Linked DNA regions of Mus musculus: region 2 is linked to region 1. Evidence: chromatin loops called from intact Hi-C (ENCODE). Cell type or tissue: heart. All regions are shown on one strand. Links, peaks and the distances in the headings refer to the core of each region. The heading gives the core; the rest is flanking DNA. Region 1 overlaps Mlph (melanophilin). Region 2 holds the start of Gm28382 (a long non-coding RNA gene).

What was found. A loop is a pair of places that touch in the nucleus more often than their neighbours do. Peaks named below come from ENCODE experiments on the same cell type or tissue, not always from the same donor. Only the 100,000 strongest peaks of a DNase experiment are listed, where the experiment ranks them.
Region 2: it touches region 1 in a loop (3.0-fold over the local background); 3 of 42 quality-filtered maps call a loop at or near these places.

The regions. Positions count from the first base shown.
Region 1 is chr1:90,924,758-90,933,087 of GRCm38, forward strand. Mlph (melanophilin) reads left to right here. Exons shown (of 16, transcript NM_053015.3): 3 at 3,226-3,447; 4 at 3,566-3,678; 5 at 5,333-5,436; 6 at 6,737-6,859. Among named protein-coding and RNA genes, the nearest start is that of Mlph, 14 kb to the left of the region's middle. In heart, for the core only: a CTCF peak has its summit at 3,928 (motif pointing right); DNase peaks (open chromatin) are centred at 2,714 and 3,964; H3K4me3 peaks cover 1,110 bases; H3K27ac peaks cover 669 bases; H3K27me3 peaks cover 533 bases.
Region 2 is chr1:91,474,301-91,482,630 of GRCm38, forward strand. Gm28382 (a long non-coding RNA gene) reads left to right here and starts at 4,471. Exons shown (of 3, transcript XR_003948697.1): 1 at 4,471-4,495. In heart, for the core only: a CTCF peak has its summit at 4,857 (motif pointing right); no DNase peak of the experiment used is centred there; H3K27me3 peaks cover 261 bases.

The DNA of each region.
Region 1 (8,330 bases), core at 131-8,130:
CATGGAGTTCAGCTGCCCGTGCAAGGCAAAACCTTGGCTGACTCTGGAGCACAGCCTTTGCGTGCTGACTCTCTGGAAACACTCCCCCAGCAGATTTCACCTCAACAATGCTAGGCTCCTCTTAATCACTGCTAATTTATCAGTTCCAGCTGACCAGCATCAAGTATCCCAGCAAAGCACAGGTTTCACTTCAGTAGTTCTGCTATCTTGTTAATTATAGTTCATTCTTCAGCCCCAGCTAACCAGAACTACGTAATCTTAATTCAAAAGAATGAATGGCCCCCAGTAGTCTTTAAACGTCCCCGTGAAATTTCACAAGGCAGACCACCATCTTCTGCATTTCCTTCAACATTAGCCCTGGCCTCAATTTTCTGCATTTCCCTGCAACATTCGTACTTCCAAGCTCCTACAGAAAAGCTCGATGAGTTTTCAACACTCAGTGGCTTTTAGTTCCAAAGCCCTTCCCCAGACTTCTCCAAAACATGGCCAGGTCTGTCACAGCAATGCAATACCTCACTCCTAGTAACAATTTGTCTTAAGGTTTCTATTGCTTGATGCAACACCACGACAAAAGTAATTAGGGGGGAAAGAGTTAATTTGGCCTACACTTCTGAAGCACTGTTCATCACTGAAGAAAGTCAGGACAGGAACTCAAACAAGGCAGGAACCTGGAGGCAGGAACTGATGCAGAAACCAGGGAGAGAAAGAGGTGTCGCTTACTGGCTTGATCCCCATACCTTGATCAGCCTGCTTTCTTATAGAACCCAGGACCACCATCCCAGGGATTGTGGCACTCACAATGGGCTGGGCCCTCCCGTATCAATCACTAATTAAGAAAGTGCCCCACAGCTGGATCTTATGAAGGCAATTGAGGTTCCCTTTCTTCAGGTAACTCTAGCATGTGTCAAGGTGGCATAAGAACTAGCCAGCACAAGTAGCTAGTCACTTCTATTCAGTGATGATGTGTTCCGATGTCTGAAATGGTGGGTGGAGTCAAGTCTGTAGACACTGTGCCTCTCCTTATAGGTCCCTGCCTGAGACACAATCGAGTCCATAGATCAGGGACAGGAAGAGATTAACAGCATAGCTAAATATGAAATAGAGTAGAATAGTTATAAAAATACATCACAAGAACTATAAAAATTAAATACCAAAAACCAAATCAGCGATCACTAAGTGGGCTAATGCTTTTTATAGAGAGAGCTCTCAAAAGAACTGTAAACACCGTAGATACTGCAAAAGGGTGATCGAATCCTTGGGCGTCAGGGAAATGCAAACAAAAACTGCTTTGAGATCCCATCTCATCCCAGTCAGAATGGCTACCACTGAGAAAAACAACTGGCAGCAAACTCTGGCAAGGCTGTGGAGAAGAGGCGCCCTTGTTTGCTGCTGGCGTAAACATAGACTGGTTGTGGCTACTGTGGAAGCCAATATGGAGGTTCCTTTAAAAAGATCTCAGCTAGCTATGCCAGACCTGCCTGGGCACATAGCCAAAGGATTCTCAGTCAGCACCACAGAAACACTTGCACATCCGTGGGACTGCTTCCGTGTTTGAAATACCCAGAAAATGGAGCCAGTCTAGATGACCATCAACAGATGAATCCATAAGGAATATGTGGTTATCTACACAATGGAATTTTATGCAGCCATGAAGAAAATTGAAATCATGTTGTTTGCAGAAAAATGGGTGCAACCATAAATCTTTGTTAAGTGAAAGCAGGCAGACTGAGAAAGACAAGAGTTTACATTTTTATGCATCTATGTGTGTTTATGTTTGTGTGTTTCTAGGTCACAAAACTAGAAAAGGGATCATGAGAGGGGAGGAAGAGATAGAACTTTTGTTTGTTTATTTGTTTGGGGCTTGGGGGAGGGGTTTGGTTTCTTGTTGTGTTGGTTGGGGGGGGGTTGTTTTGTTTTGTTTTGTGTTTTTGTTTGGTTGGTCGATTTATTTTTGTTTTTTTTCGAGACCAGATTTCTCTGTGTTGCTCTGACTGTCCTGGACCTTGCTCTGTAGACCAGGCTCGAACTTAGAATTCTGCCTGCCTCTGCCTCCCAAAGGGCTGGGATTAAAGGTGTGCAACACTATGCCTGGCTGGCTAGAGGAAGGGCTCTTAAGGGAAGTGGCAAGTAGAAAGGGTGATGGATTCCATGGAAAGGAAAGCGTATGTAAGGACTAACCAGGAAAGGGAAAGAAAGCAGCTTCCGGGGAGGAGGGGAGACACAGCTGAGAGCAGAGCATCATGACCGGAATGAAGAAACCGTGATGAAGCCCAATACATTGTATTTTAATTCAAAAAATGTATTTAGTAAAAACAATGTAACATTGAAAATTATGACTATTCTGTGTCTGTGTCTCTGTCTCTCTGCCACTCTGTCTCCCTATGTGTGTGTCTCTCCTACCCACGCCTTTCTTTTCCTTGTTGGCCATCGAAGTGGGCCATTGCCACTTCACACCAGATGCCACCTCCCTGCACCCCATGGAAGCTAAAACCTTGCAAGTCCTCAGGAGACAGTGGGCCCCATGTCTTGCTAATTTTCCTCACTAAGGACAGATTACCGTTATCCCATGTAAAACTAAAAATATTGTGTTTGGCAGATACTCCGTGAGACTCGGAACAGAAAGGGTACATTCATTAGGGTCTGGGGGACATTTTCCATCGTTGCAGCTGGTTCCAGTTGGCAGGCTCGCCCGGAACTGGGTTACTTCAAACGGGATAGTCTCGAAGAACAGGTTTCTCCTGGAACTTCCGGGTACAGGGTGATTCCTGTCTGGAGCCTCTCCAAGCCAAGCACTCAGTCCCGGCTCCGCAGGAAGAGTCCTGGGCCTCGGCTTGGTGCTTGCTGGAAGACGCCCTAAACCACTTGTTGAGGAAATATCACCTGGCCTTGCCCTCGGGATTCTGTTACCCACAAGAGAGAGCACAGGGTTCAATCATAAACGCCACAGGCATGCTTAAGAGCTGTGCCGTTTCAGTGAAAAAATCATAGGTTTCGTCTCTAGCCTACCCAAATTGCGGATGATTTAAGCCCAACCTATTTGTCCCCTCCAGAAAGAGGGCAAGATGGCTCTCTGCCTTGAGCCTGTGGCGCTTTCGCTTAGCTTCAGCCACTGTCCTCTGCCTATGGAAATGACCCTCTGTCTGTGTCCATTCACACTGCGTGCATTCACTGGTCGGTTGTAGAAACAAACTGTCTAATGTATTTCTTATCCCATTTTTTCCCAAGGGGGCTGAAGGGCAAAATACAAAAGGAGAGCTCCAAGAGGGAGCTGCTGTCGGACACAGCCCATCTGAATGAGACTCACTGTGCCCGCTGCCTGCAGCCCTACCGGCTGCTCCTGAACAGCAGACGACAGTGCCTAGAGTGCAGCCTCTTCGTCTGCAAAAGCTGCAGCCACGCCCACCCAGAAGAGCAGGGCTGGCTCTGCGACCCCTGCCACCTGGCCAGGTGAGGAGCGGGGAGGCAGAGCCCGTCCCTAATGGTGTCTTAGCCTGGTGTGTCCCTTTGGGGGACTGGCTGGGGGGGCGGGGAGGCACTGCCTCAGGCTGCACCCATCTCCCCGCAGGGTCGTGAAGATCGGTTCTCTGGAGTGGTACTACCAGCACGTGAGGGCTCGCTTCAAGCGTTTCGGGAGTGCCAAAGTGATCCGGTCTCTCTGTGGGCGGCTGCAGGGTGGAGGTAAGGGGAGGGCTGGTCTGGGGATGTTCCAGGAGCGCTTTAAGTTGAAGAACCCTTAGAATGGGGTTGGTTGACGCCTGTGGGAGGCGCAGGCACAGTTGTTTGGTCAAGTTGAGGGCCAGGGAGCTATCACTTAGAAGTTTACAGAGTTTCAGAAGTTTGACCATCTTGAGAACTATGGGAATTAAAGCTTCCTGACTGCCATTATTACCTGCCAATTTCAAAACTGCTGCCATTACTACCAGGAGGTGGCGCTGTGGGACAACAAACAACAACTTTGAAGCACTTTCTTGCAGGAATTCTCAGCAAGCCAGCTGAGGCTGATCTGCTGGCTCAGGCTCAGACTGAGCAGGCACGGGTGGCAGTGGGAAGGACAGAGTCAATCTGAGGGCCTCCCGGGCCCATAACCCAGCAGCCCAGCCGTACAGGATCGGGAAGCGGGTCCCTTTGTCCCCCCAGCAGGTGGTTGGTTGTAGGCAGCAGAGTGGCAGGCAGGATGAGGGATGGAAAGGTTTGTAAAGTGACCAAGGCCACTGTAGCCTAGGACACAGCCTGAGACACCAAGCCCAGGCTCACCTTGGAACAGTACACTGCTGTGAAACTGACGAAGATGTTATGTGGGGTTTCTGGATAGATCGATGAGTCAGTGGTAGACAGAAGTATAGGAAAGAAAGATGAGCCAGTATATGGTGGTAAACAGGCTGACTGGCTGGGTAGATGGGTTCAAAAATAGAAAAAAGAAGAAAGGCAGGAAGGAGAGGGGAGAAGGATGTCTTAGTTTTCTATTGCTGTGAAGTGACACCATCTTATAGAAGACTTTATTTGGGGTTTATGGTTTCAGAGGGTTAGAGTCTGTCTTAGTCAGGGTTTCTATTCCTGTACAAACATCATGACCAAGATGCAAGTTTGGGAGGAAAGGGTTTATTCAGTTTACACTTCCACATTGCTGTTCATCACCAAAGGAAATCAGGACCGGAACTCAAGCAGGTCAGGAAGCAGGAGCTGATGCAGAGGCCATGGAGGGATGCTGCTTACTGGCTTGCTTCCCCTGGCTTGCTCAGCTTGCTTTCTTATAGAACCAAGACTACCAGCCCAGGGATGGCACCACCCACAATGGGCCCTCCCCTCTTGATCACCAACTGAGAAAATGCCCCCACAGCTGGATCTCATGGAGGCCCTTCCCCAACTGAAGCTCCTTTCTCTGTGATAACTCCAGCCTGTGTCAAGCTGACACACAAAACCAGCCAGTTCAGAGTCCATGACCATCATGGTGGGGAATCACAACAGCAGAAAGGCAGGCAGGCTTGACACTAGGGCAAGAGCTGAGAACTCACAAGCAAGAGACAGACAGAGAGAGAGAGAGAGAGAGAGAGAGAGAGAGAGAGAGAGAGAGACACTAAGGATAGCAGGAGTTATTTGAAACTTCAAAGCCCTTGACATACCTCCTCCACCAAAGCCATGCCTCCTGATCCTTCCCAAACATTTCCACCAACTGGCAATTGGGTATTCCAACATATGAAGTTATGGGGGCCATTCTCATTCAAACCTCCACAGATAGTAGTTGGCAGGTGAGTGGAAAAATGAATCCAGAGACAGTTAAGTGGTCTCCCATTTTGGCCCTTTATGGGTGGAGCCATACACCTGTAAATTGCAGGTGGATCTGAGCCAAGCTTGGAAGAAGGAAATGGAGACAGTGAGCAGACTGATGAGGATGGAGACCTGGACACAGAGGCCAGAGACCAGCCCCTCAACAGCAAAGTAAGTCCTGCCCAGGCACTGTCTGTCTCCATAAATCCCATAGGTCTCCTGCCCGTCCTCATGCCCCCCATCTCCCTTACATCTCTCCCAGACATGCCATAACACAGGCATCTGCATTTCTCTCTGGCTCCCACCCCATACCCACCTGGGAACCTGTGTCCGCCGCAGTGGATCCTCATCCCTAAGCATGGGACTCCCTCCTCCCTAAGCCCCTCCCTCCTGAGCTTCTCCCTCCTACCCAATTCCCTCCCTCTTGAGATCCTCCTGTCTAAGCCCCTCCCACCTGAGCTCTTTCTTAAACCTCTCCCTGATCCCTAAACTCTTTCCTCTTAAGCCCCTCCCTTCTGAGCCCCTGGCTCCCAAGCGTGGGAGCTCAGTGGTCACTTCAGAACTCAAAAAAAAAAAAAAAAAAAAAAAGTACAGATAGACAAAACCTACTGCAAGGCCTGTCCTGACTGACTGGCATTCTGGGACACCGAGGTGCTGTGACAAAGTGTACAGGAGGGCAGACATGTGTCCAGATGGCTCAAGAGACATGCATGGCAGCAGACCTTGCACCTTTCAGATTATAAGCCTTGTCTTTATAAGTGGTTGTTGCTCTTCTCATTTGGCTTCCTGTGGTGGAGACAGGCTAGGCCAGTGCTTTGGTTTGGGGACAGGGTGGTAATGATGATTCGGAGAGAGGGAAGTAGGCTGAAAAGTGTGAGTTGTTTTTGAACCCTTTGAAGGTGACAGGGCTGTAGAATCAGATCTGAGAAACGCTCCAGGCACACACACAGTCGTCCTTTGCACAGGATCCAATTCACACCATTTGCTGAGCTCACAGCATGTAATCCCACCAATGTCTAGAACATTCTAACAATAAAACATGCATTTAAAGGATCAGAGTCACTGTACTGAGCAGTGGAGTTCATAAAGTAATGATCATATATCTAAAGAAAATGGAGTGGTCACCTACCTCTACCCCATAGTCAGTGAGCTCCATAGACCTAAAGTCCCAGGATGCCCTCTGTGTGAGGTACCTTCAGCCCTGCTGCAGCTCACACCCTAGGCAGCACCCAGTAGGCCGAGAGAGAACTCATTTTTCTTAGAGTAGAGCACAGCTGAGTTCCTGGATACAATGTCACTTCTGATGACACAGACACGGTGGGCCCGTGGGTCCCACAGCCATCTCAGGGCTCCTTTGGATCAGTTTCTAGCTAGAGATAGGTGTCCCTGGGGGGGCGGGGGGTCTACCGACTCTCTGGAGGCTGAGCGTGGGGCTGGAGTCTGACCAGTCTTGTTTTATCTCACACCCAAGAAGAAAAAGCGCCTGCTCTCCTTCCGAGATGTGGACTTTGAGGAAGACTCAGACCACTTGGTGCAGCCTTGCAGCCAAACCTTGGGCCTGTCCTCAGTCCCTGAGTCTGCACACAGCCTGCAGGTCAGTGTACTCTGGTGTCTGTCCATCCCCCTCCCCCCTTAGGAACCTGAGTTGAGGGGGCAGTGCTCAGACACCAGCTGGAGTTGCACGTGGGGATGCAGTGTCACAGAGCCCGGTGGTCACATCAGACTCTCAAGGCAAAGGGACTTTTTTTTAAATATTTTTTATTACATATTTTCCTCATATGCTATCCCAAAAGTCCCCCATACCCTCCCCCCCACTTACCTACCCACCCATTCCCATTTTTTTGGCCCTGGCGTTCCCCTGTACTGGGGCATATACAGTTTGCGTGTCCAATGGGCCTCTGCAAAGGGACTTTTGAGGACAGGCTGTGGGAACATAGGATTTAGAAACTGTACATCCTCTCAAGACCAACCTCTTAAGGTACTGAGTAAAACACTTGGAGAGGTTGGGGCAAATGGAAATGTAAGGCCGGGCAGATGAGTTCGGAGCCTGGAATATGGTCAGTGATGCTCAGCCTAGAAATAAGGACTCAGGAGGGCAGAATGGACAACGGCGTCCACTGAGGAGCCAGTCAGAACCCAGCACTGAGCCCTGCCTGTGCCTTACCTGTGCCTCATGCACTTCATTGTTCCACCTAAGCTAGTCTCATAAGTGAAAATGCCCCCTTTTACACATGCTACTTGCTAACCATGTGACCTTGGTCCCTGGAAATTCTTTGAAACCTTATCCCCTCATTTCTGCCTTTCATGGTTGATTTTGAGATGAGAGTTGTCTTAGTTAGGGTTTTACTGCTGAGAACAGACACCATGACCAAGGCAAGTCTTATAAAGGACAACATTTCATTGGGGCTGGCTTACAGGTTCAGAGATTCAGTCCATTATCATCAAGGCAGGAACATGGCAGCATCCAGGCAGACGTGGTGCAGGAGGAGCTGAGAGTTCTACATCTTCATCTGAAGGCTGCTAGCAGAATACTGGCTTCAGGCAGCTAGGATGAGAATCTTAAGACAAGCAAGGGCACACCTCCTAATAGTGCCACTCCCTGGGCCAAGCATATACAAACCATCACAAGAGTCTGTGCCCAGCATGCATGAGACACTCTGATAAGCAATAAAAATAGTTGTAAGTGCCAGGCCATGGTAGATTGCTTTGTTGTGAACCCTACAGTAGCTCTTGAGCTCAAGCATTGCTGGACTGAGCTGGAACACAGAAGTCAGCCCCTAAGGGAACTGCCCTCCAACCCTCCCTTTCCCAAAAGCCATGTCACTCCCCCAGCTAAGATTAAACTGTAAAGATGCTGCAACAGTGGCCTCTGGGAGCCCTGAATACCAAGATCCCATGAGGATGGTGGCACCATGCAGACCCCCTCAGTCTAAGGGCAACCTGCTCAGGAAACCTCACCTCTACCCTTTGACCTCTGACCATCAAGGATTGCTAAAGTAGACACAGTTACCATGTCCTCTCCCAAGAAGTAAAAATCTCCACAAGAGTGTTTTCAAGGCTTCAAC
Region 2 (8,330 bases), core at 56-8,055, 550 kb after region 1:
TCAATACGTTGTAATTGTGCATTCTGTAAGGCCTTTTCCACTTTTTGTAAGGCCTGGTTAGCAGCTAGAGTAAGAGTCCTAGGGGAGGAGATATGAGGATCTCCTTCTAAAATACTAAACAAAGGCCTTAACTCAGCGGAAGGAATCTTTAAAAAAGGTCTAAGCCAATTAATATCTCCCAACAGCTTTTGAAAATCATTTAAGGTATGGAGGTGATCTCTTCTTATCTCTACCTTTTGGGGCACAATCTTATCTGGGGACACCACAGAGCCCAAGAATTGTCCTGTATCAGAAATTTGGACCTTTTCTGTGGCTATCTGTAAACCCCACTGACTTAAAGTTTTAAGTAGAAAAGGATATGCCTTTTGTAGCATGGTAAGGTCTTTATGGCACAGGAGGATGTCATCCATGTAAAGGAGCAAAATTAAAGAGGGGAATTGTTCCCTCACTGGCAAAAGAGCTTCTTGTACATAAAGTTGACACATAGTAGGACTATTGGACATTCCCTGTGGTAAGACCTTCCATTGATACCTCTTATCAGGTTCCATGTGATTAATAGAGGGGATGGTAAAGGCAAATCTGGGCCTATCCCTTGGACACAAAGGTATAGAAAAGAAACAATCTTTAATATCTATAATAATTAAATTCCAGCCACGTGGTAAGGCGGAAAGTACAGGGAGACCCCTCTGTACTGGGCCAAATAAGTTCATTTGCTCATTAATGGCTCTGAGGTCATGGAGCAGTCTCCACTTTCCTGACTTTTTCTTAATTACAAAAATTGGAGTATTCCAAGGTGAGGTAGAGGGTTCAATATGGCCTAATTTTAATTGTTCCTCTACCAGTTGAATCACAGCTTCTAGTTTTTCAGAGGATAGGTGCCATTGAGGAACCCACACTGGGTCCCCTGTTTTCCATGGTATGGGTCGTGCTGCCCCAATGGCCGCTAAGGAAAACCCAGACCCTGTCTGTCTTGGTTTCCATTAGGTGAGATGGGCTCTATCCTTCCCTGTTCTTGATGTCCTAACCCTTTTCCTTCTTTATAACCCATCTTTGCCATGATATTTTTTGCTTTAGCTGAATACCCTCCCGATGGGGCGTTTTCATTGGACAAAATAAGGCCCAAATGCTGCATAATATCCCTTCCCCAGAGGTTAACCGGGAGTGGGAGCACATAAGGTATGAATTTCCCTTGCTGCCCTTCAGAGGATTCCCACGTCAAGGCAATGGAGCTTATAGTGGGACATGATTGATATCCTAGGCCCTGTAATGAATGAGATGACTCTGTGGTGGGCCATGCTTTGGGCCACCAATGTGTAGAAATTATACTTTTATCTGCTCCGGTATCAAGGATGCCTTCAAACTCTTTTCCGTTGATCTTAAGGCGGAGCTTAGGTCTATCATTTAAAGATACAACCAAATAGGCAGAATCATTTCCTGAGGAGCCCATTTTCTTTATCTCAGGTCCTGCAAATTTCTCCCTGGTATTATCAGGGAGGAGCAGCAGCTGAGCTATCCTATCTCCTTTACTAATAGAAAAAACGCCTTTAGGGCTTGAGCACAGGACCTGTATTTCAGGGGAATGTTGACAATCCATAACTCCAGGGTGGACTACTAAGCCCTGCAAGGTGAGTGAACCCCGGCCGAGAATAAGGCCCATGGTTCCCGGGGGCAAGGATGGTATAGGCTCCACTGGCACCGGCTGAATACTCATTTGAGGCATTAATAGGAAGTCGGAGGCGGCACGCAGGTCCACCCTTGTGGGTCTTCCTGGGTCGCCTCTCTGACTGCTTCCTGGGTCCTGACAAACCGGTTCCCATATCTTTGAGGGCCCTGGGACCGAGGGCCCGATGACCCGTTTTTTGGCACATCAGTTGATTGACTATCAGGTGGGGGAAGGACTCTGCCCTTTATATCCCTCACAGAGCGACACTGGTCAGCTCTATGATAACCCTTGCCACACTTAGAGCAAGGAGTGAGAGTCCCTCCCTGTTTATCTGGAGCTCTGCAATCTTTCTTAAAATGCCCAGGCTTTCCGCAATTAAAACATGTCCTCTGATCATTTCTGCTCATGGAGCGGTTCTGAGATTGGAGGATGGCGGCCGCTAAGCCTGCATTGGTGAGAGGTCCCCCAAGCTCTCGACAGACCCTGAGCCAGTCTTGTAAGCCTTTGTTCTTTCTTGGGGCTATGGCCGCTCGGCACTCCTTTGTGGCTTGCTCATAGATTAGCTGTTCTATCAGAGGCGCAGCTTGCTCTGACTCTCCAAAAATACGCTCTGCTGCCTCTGTCATTCTGGCCACAAAATCTGAGAAGGATTCCTGAGGTCCCTGGATTATCTTTGTTAACTGCCCAGTGGTTTCACCTGCTCGAGAGAGCGCCTTCCAGGCCCTAATAGCCGTGGAAGAAATCTGGGCATAAGCTCCCCAATGGTAGTTTGTTTGATCAGCAGAATAAGCTCCCTGACCCGTTAACAAGTCAAAAGTCCAATCTCTCTGCTCTGGAGTCAAAGCAGCTGCGTTTGCTCGGGCCTGCGCTTGTGCAGCTTCGTGCCAAAGCGCTCTCCATTCCATATATTTGCCCATACTAGGGAGAGCGGCTTTTACAACCGTTTGCCAGTCGGCAGGAGTTAGTGCCATGCCGGCAAGCCTGTCTAACTGCACCAAGGTAAAATTAGCATTGGTTCCGTATTTACGGACCGACTCGGCAATTTCTTTAATTTGTAAGTATTCTACCGGAGCGTGGACACGCCCACCCTCGGCTCCTTCAAAGACCGGAAATGCCTGTTGTATTTTCCTTTGTTCCTCTCTGGGAATGAATGAGTCTGCGCACTGCCTCTCTGCGCACTGCCTCTCTGCGCAGGGCTGACGCACTACGCAGGGCGGGGACTCCGCATAGGGCGGACCTTGAAGCCGACTGCCCTGAGGCCAATCAGCAAACTGGCCTTCGCCAGCCGCTTTTGGCTTCCTTAACTGATTAGCTAGCACTTTACCTGGCTGGTACCCTTTTTTCTCATAATGAGCTGCTTCTTCCTCCCAGTCTGTTTCTTCAGAGGAGAATTCTTCATCTGCTTCAGAGCTACTAAGAGCTGGCTCCCCGAGCCCATCCAGCGATGAGCACAGGCTCCTTTTCCTAGAGACCTCCGCTAATTGATCTTTCTTCTTTTCCCTTTTTCCTCTTTTTCTTCTAATCTCTCTCCAGGTATTCCTACCTAACCTTAACTTTTCCTCGGGTTCAAGACCCTTGGAAAGGCCTGTATACTTATTTTGTGTACCATATTTCCTCTTTGCTCCTACTCTCTCTCCCCGCTTTACTTCTGATAGATTGCCCTGAATTTCATCCAGAATCCGCCCTGCCTTAACCACTTGATAACATGTGAAAAGGGACAAAAGGGCTTCTAACACTAGAAAAAATTCAAGGCCAAACATTTTCCACTTTACTTCTGATAGACTGTCTTGAATTTCCTTAGAAAGTTCAAGATCAGACTTACCTCGTAAAGCTGTACTCACTGGTACTCTCGTTCCCCAGCTGAAAAGTTCTGAATTCATACAGTTGAATCCTTCTTAACAGTCTGCTTTACGGGAACCTTTATTACCGCGACCCGCAGTTCTGGTTCTGGAATGAGGGATCTTCCTTGCGCCAGTCCCGAGTTTTTTCTCGTCCCGGAATTCGGCACCAATTGTTATTAGACGCGTTCTCACGACCGGCCAGGAAAGACGCAACAGACCAGAATCTTCTGCGGCAAAACTTTATTGCTTACATCTTCAGGAGCAGGAGTGCAAGAAGAAAGAGAGAGAGAAAACGAAACCCCGTCCCTTTTTTAGGAGAGTTATATTTCGCCTAGGACGTGTCACTCCCTGATTGGCTGCAGCCCATCGGCCGAGTTGACGTCACGGGGAAGGCAGAGCACATGGAGTGGAGAACCACCCTCGGCATATGCGCAGATTATTTGTTTACCACTTAGAACACAGCTGTCAGCGCCATCTTGTAACGGCGAATGTGGGCGCGGCTCCCAACAATTACACTTCTCCTTTCCCACAATGCATATCGTTGTAATCATATGCACATCCAATTATGCATAGACATAAAGCAGTAAGCGGGACTTCCCCCCAAAAGCTCATTCAGAAGATACAGTTTGCTTTACTGTTCATTCACCCAGAACTGGCTCATGCTGGCTCATCCTTTCTCTTAAGTTCCCATAAGTCCTGGGTCATGTTTGAAAGGAGAGAAACAATGGGAGGGAAATTGCCAAGAGGTTACTAAGGGAGGAAGGCCTATTACACTGTTTGCAGTGGAGTGTGTGTGCGCAGTTTGATGCTAGCAGGAGGTGCCAGGCTGGGCAGTGCACTGTTTAAAAAGGGGTGCAGATTCAGCTCGAGTCAGGTGGATCCCAGGTCGCTGTCTCCCCTCATTTTTCCTGCCTTAATGAAACCTGTAGGTTTCAGAGTCCTCAATTCGGAGCCCACTTAAAATAAGAACTATTTCCCCATTTCTTCAAAGGTAAGCTTTGTTCCATCTGGAAGTTTTGGTGTCTAAAGGTCCTGCCAGCTCTGGGAGGTTCCTGCTATGCTGTATCATGGTGGCTGGTGTTATGGCTGGAACACACGAGGGAGAAGAGTACGTGGTGACACAGTAACTTAGAGGAGGTGGCTTTAAAATAGCTTTCCTTAGAGACTAACTTGGGGCTCCTTAATTCATTTCAAGGACAGAATCCCCGATGACTTAAGTGCTAATTACTGGACTTCAGTTTTGTTTTTATTTTGTTTTGTTTTGGTTTGGTTTGGTTTTTGAGATTGTGTGTGTGTGTGTTTGCCTGGTATGTGTGTCTGTGCACAATGTGCATGCAGTGCCCTTGGAGGCCAGAAGAGGGCATCAGATCCAATAGGATTTGAGTTACAGACTGCCATGTGGGTGCTAGGAATAGAATATGCATCCTTTACAAGAACAGCAAGTGCTTTTTATCATTTAGTCATCTCTCTACCACTAGGTCCCATATCTTAAGCACCACCTTTTCCCAGTATCCTACACAGAGGGCCAAGCTTCTCACACATGAGGCCTTCTTGGGCATGCTCAGACCATAGCCAAACCACAGAACCATGTATCCAAAGTGTGATTTTTTTTTTCTTATCTCCTTTCTTTCTCATCAGAGATGAACTCTCCTGTAAAATATTCTGTGCTGGCTAGGATGGAACTTACCTTGAGTTGGTGCTCATTTGGGCCTGCAAGTCTGTCTTCTCTTGCCTGAAACTGTCCCTCTATGACTAGGAGGGTTTCCTCTAGCCAAAGCCACCACAGTGATGCCTCCAAGAGCCATGTCTGTGTCTATCCCTAGATGCCCTAGCCTTTCAGCTGTATTGCCTTGTGTGTGTGTGTGTGTGTTTATGTGTGTGTGTGTCTGAGTCTATGTGAGAGAGGGGGCCGGGGCCAGGGCCAGGGCCAGGGTGAGCTAGCTAGCGCAAGGACTCCAATCTCCACTATCATTAAATGACTGACCCACTTTCTGTAACAACGTTTTTTGTAGCAATTCAGCCCTTTGTTCCGTTTGTATAGGAGCCCTGTGGCTGGTCTCCAGCTGTTCTGGGTGTGTTTTAGCTCCACGGAAGAGTCTTTGGAGGTTGGAAGAAAGCTTTGGTGTGGCTCTCCAGTGACATCTCACCTTTTATCTTTCTGGAAGAAGTTGAAGACTGTGGTTTCTTTTTTTTCGGATTTCAACGTCTCTGCAGGCACAAAGTCAACAGTGGACAATGGGATTACCCTGAAAGCAGAGCCCCCCAGCTGCTAATGGGTTCATTCTGGCCAGTTGGGAACCGGCTCCTGTCCCTACCCTATCCCCAGTGCAATCACCATGCAGACAGCAGGCTCACTGTCAAGCCCAGCATAGCCCACATTGACTACAAGGGGACTAATCAGGGTAGACTGAGCATTTGTGGAGAACATTGTAAGTCTCAGCAAGTTGAATGCTTTTGCTTTTTTCGTGTTTGTTTGCTTATAACATTTCACTGCACTCAATAAAAGCAGCCATTCCATGCTCCTCCTTCATGAGGGCTCCCAAGAGTCCAAGAACAAGCCTGGCCCCATTCAGCAGCTTCTTGCATGGTGCAGACCTGTTTTTTTTTGTTTTTTTTTTTCTCAATGCCAGCATTATGCCCAGTATCATCTGTCCTAAATTTATAACAATTGCAAAGCACATATAAAAATTTATCTATTTGGATTGAACAAAGAGAATGGCCTATATTGCTAAATGAATATTGAGAAAACATGTCTGAATCTCTGTCTCAGGAAAGACCAGATATGGGCACCTCTTCCCCCATTATGGGGTCATCTCAGGAGCCATGTTCCAACTGGCCAAGAGTCAATAACTTCTGGAAATCCCAGGCTCTGGGGCCATACCTATCCAGTCCCAGATAAGACCTGCTATCAGCTCTTAATGTTCTCTCTTCATAAAATAGAATTGATATTGGCAGCTCCTTTGAGGATTTGTGTGTGTGGTGCATGTATGTGTGTGTTTGCATGAGTGCAAGTGTTCATGCACACATGAGTGTGTGCATACAGAGACCGGAGATTGACACTAAGTCTCTTCCTCAATCACTCTCCACTCTGTCTATCTAGCCAGGGTGTCTCACTAAACCTGGGGTTTGCCAGTTCAGCTACTGTACTAGCTGTTTTGCTCAGAGAATCCCTTGCAGAATGATCACCACCTCTGACTTGCATTTATGTGGATGCTGAGGATCCAAACCTCTGGTCCACACACCTGTACGTCAAAAGCTTCATCCACTGAGCATCTCTCCAATGCTGACATGTGCCTTTAATCCCAGCACTCCAGAGGCATAGGCACACAGATCTCTGTGAGTTTGAAGCCAGCCTGGTCTAGTTCTAGGACAGCCAAGGCTACACAAAGAAACCCTGTCTCGATAAGAGAGAAAGTCACCGTGATAAAACATCTAGCATGGAATTGAGTATCCCTTCTTCCACTTTTTACACACAGAGCAGCTGTGACTTGGTTCCACTAGCTGGGGACCAAACACTAACAGCATCAGCCTGTCAGGACCGCCCACATTCAAACGACACCACCGTCCTAAGGGATGAGAAATGGAATTTCATTATGATTTGCTTTGCTTTGCTTTCACATGCTTATGTGTGTGTACAAGTGTGGGTGAGCACTTGCCAGAGGGCACATATGGAGGTCACAGGGCAACTTTTGAGAGCCAGGTCTATCCTTCCTTGCTGACTCTTATTGAGGCACAGTCTGTCTTTCTTGTTTCTGCTGCTGAGCTGTCTACTCCAGACTAGCTGGCCTAGGAGGTTTTGGGAGGTTCTCTGTCTCTGCTTACCATCTAGTCCTGGGAATGGTGGGATGCATGCTACTACAGCTAGCTTTTTATGAGGTTCTTGGGAATCAAACTCAGGTTGTGAGGCTTGTGCCCTCACCCATCGAATCATCTCCTGGCTCCTTAATTTACATTTCCTGAGTCACTAACCCCTACCATCTTATTATGGACTTGGTCACTTGCACATCTTCTTTGGAGGAATGTCTGTTTGCACCCTTGCCTGTTGTTATCTGGCGTGTTTTCTTGACTTGTCTTTTCCTGGGGTTCTGAGGACTAAATGAGACAATTCCTGACATCCTCACAGTGTGACTTCCGGAACACGGTGGCTATTGCTGGCCAACAGTAAGACCTGAAACTGCCTTCGTGGCAAACACCACACGGCAAAAATGGAAGGCAGAAGTTTCCAGCAGGCTCCCACCCCTGCTCACTCTGTACCTTTCCAGGCCTCACGGGGGTCACATGCTACTCACCTCACGGTTCCTACTTCTCGGGGTTTGGGCTAGCTCTACTCAGCCTGGCCTCTGCACATAACTGGGTCGCACGGGGGGGGGGGGGGAAGCATGGAGTGTTAGTTTAAGGTCTTATTTACCAGAGACAGAACACATGGACACTCTTGAAAACATGGTTAAACTTTGTAGATAGTCTGGGAATACTTCAGCCTATTCAGCACAGTATACACATTTGAAAAGAAAAAAGAAAAGAACAAGAAAGGGAAGGGAAGGGAAGGGAAAGGAAGGGGAGGGGAGGGGAGGGGAGGGAAGGGAAGGGAAGGGAAGGGAAGGGAAGGGAAGGGAAGGGAAGGGAAGGAAGCAGACTAAAGAATTCCTGAGAGCTAGTTGTCCCAGGAAATGCATGGTGACTCCCATATCATCTGTCTCTGGAAGGCCACTTACTCAGGAAAGATTTTTGATAACTCATTTTAGATGGGGTCTGTCCTCATCCCCACCTTCTGCTTCCCAGGGCGTCCCAAACATTCCTGGCCTCTCTTCTCTGGCCTACCTACCAGA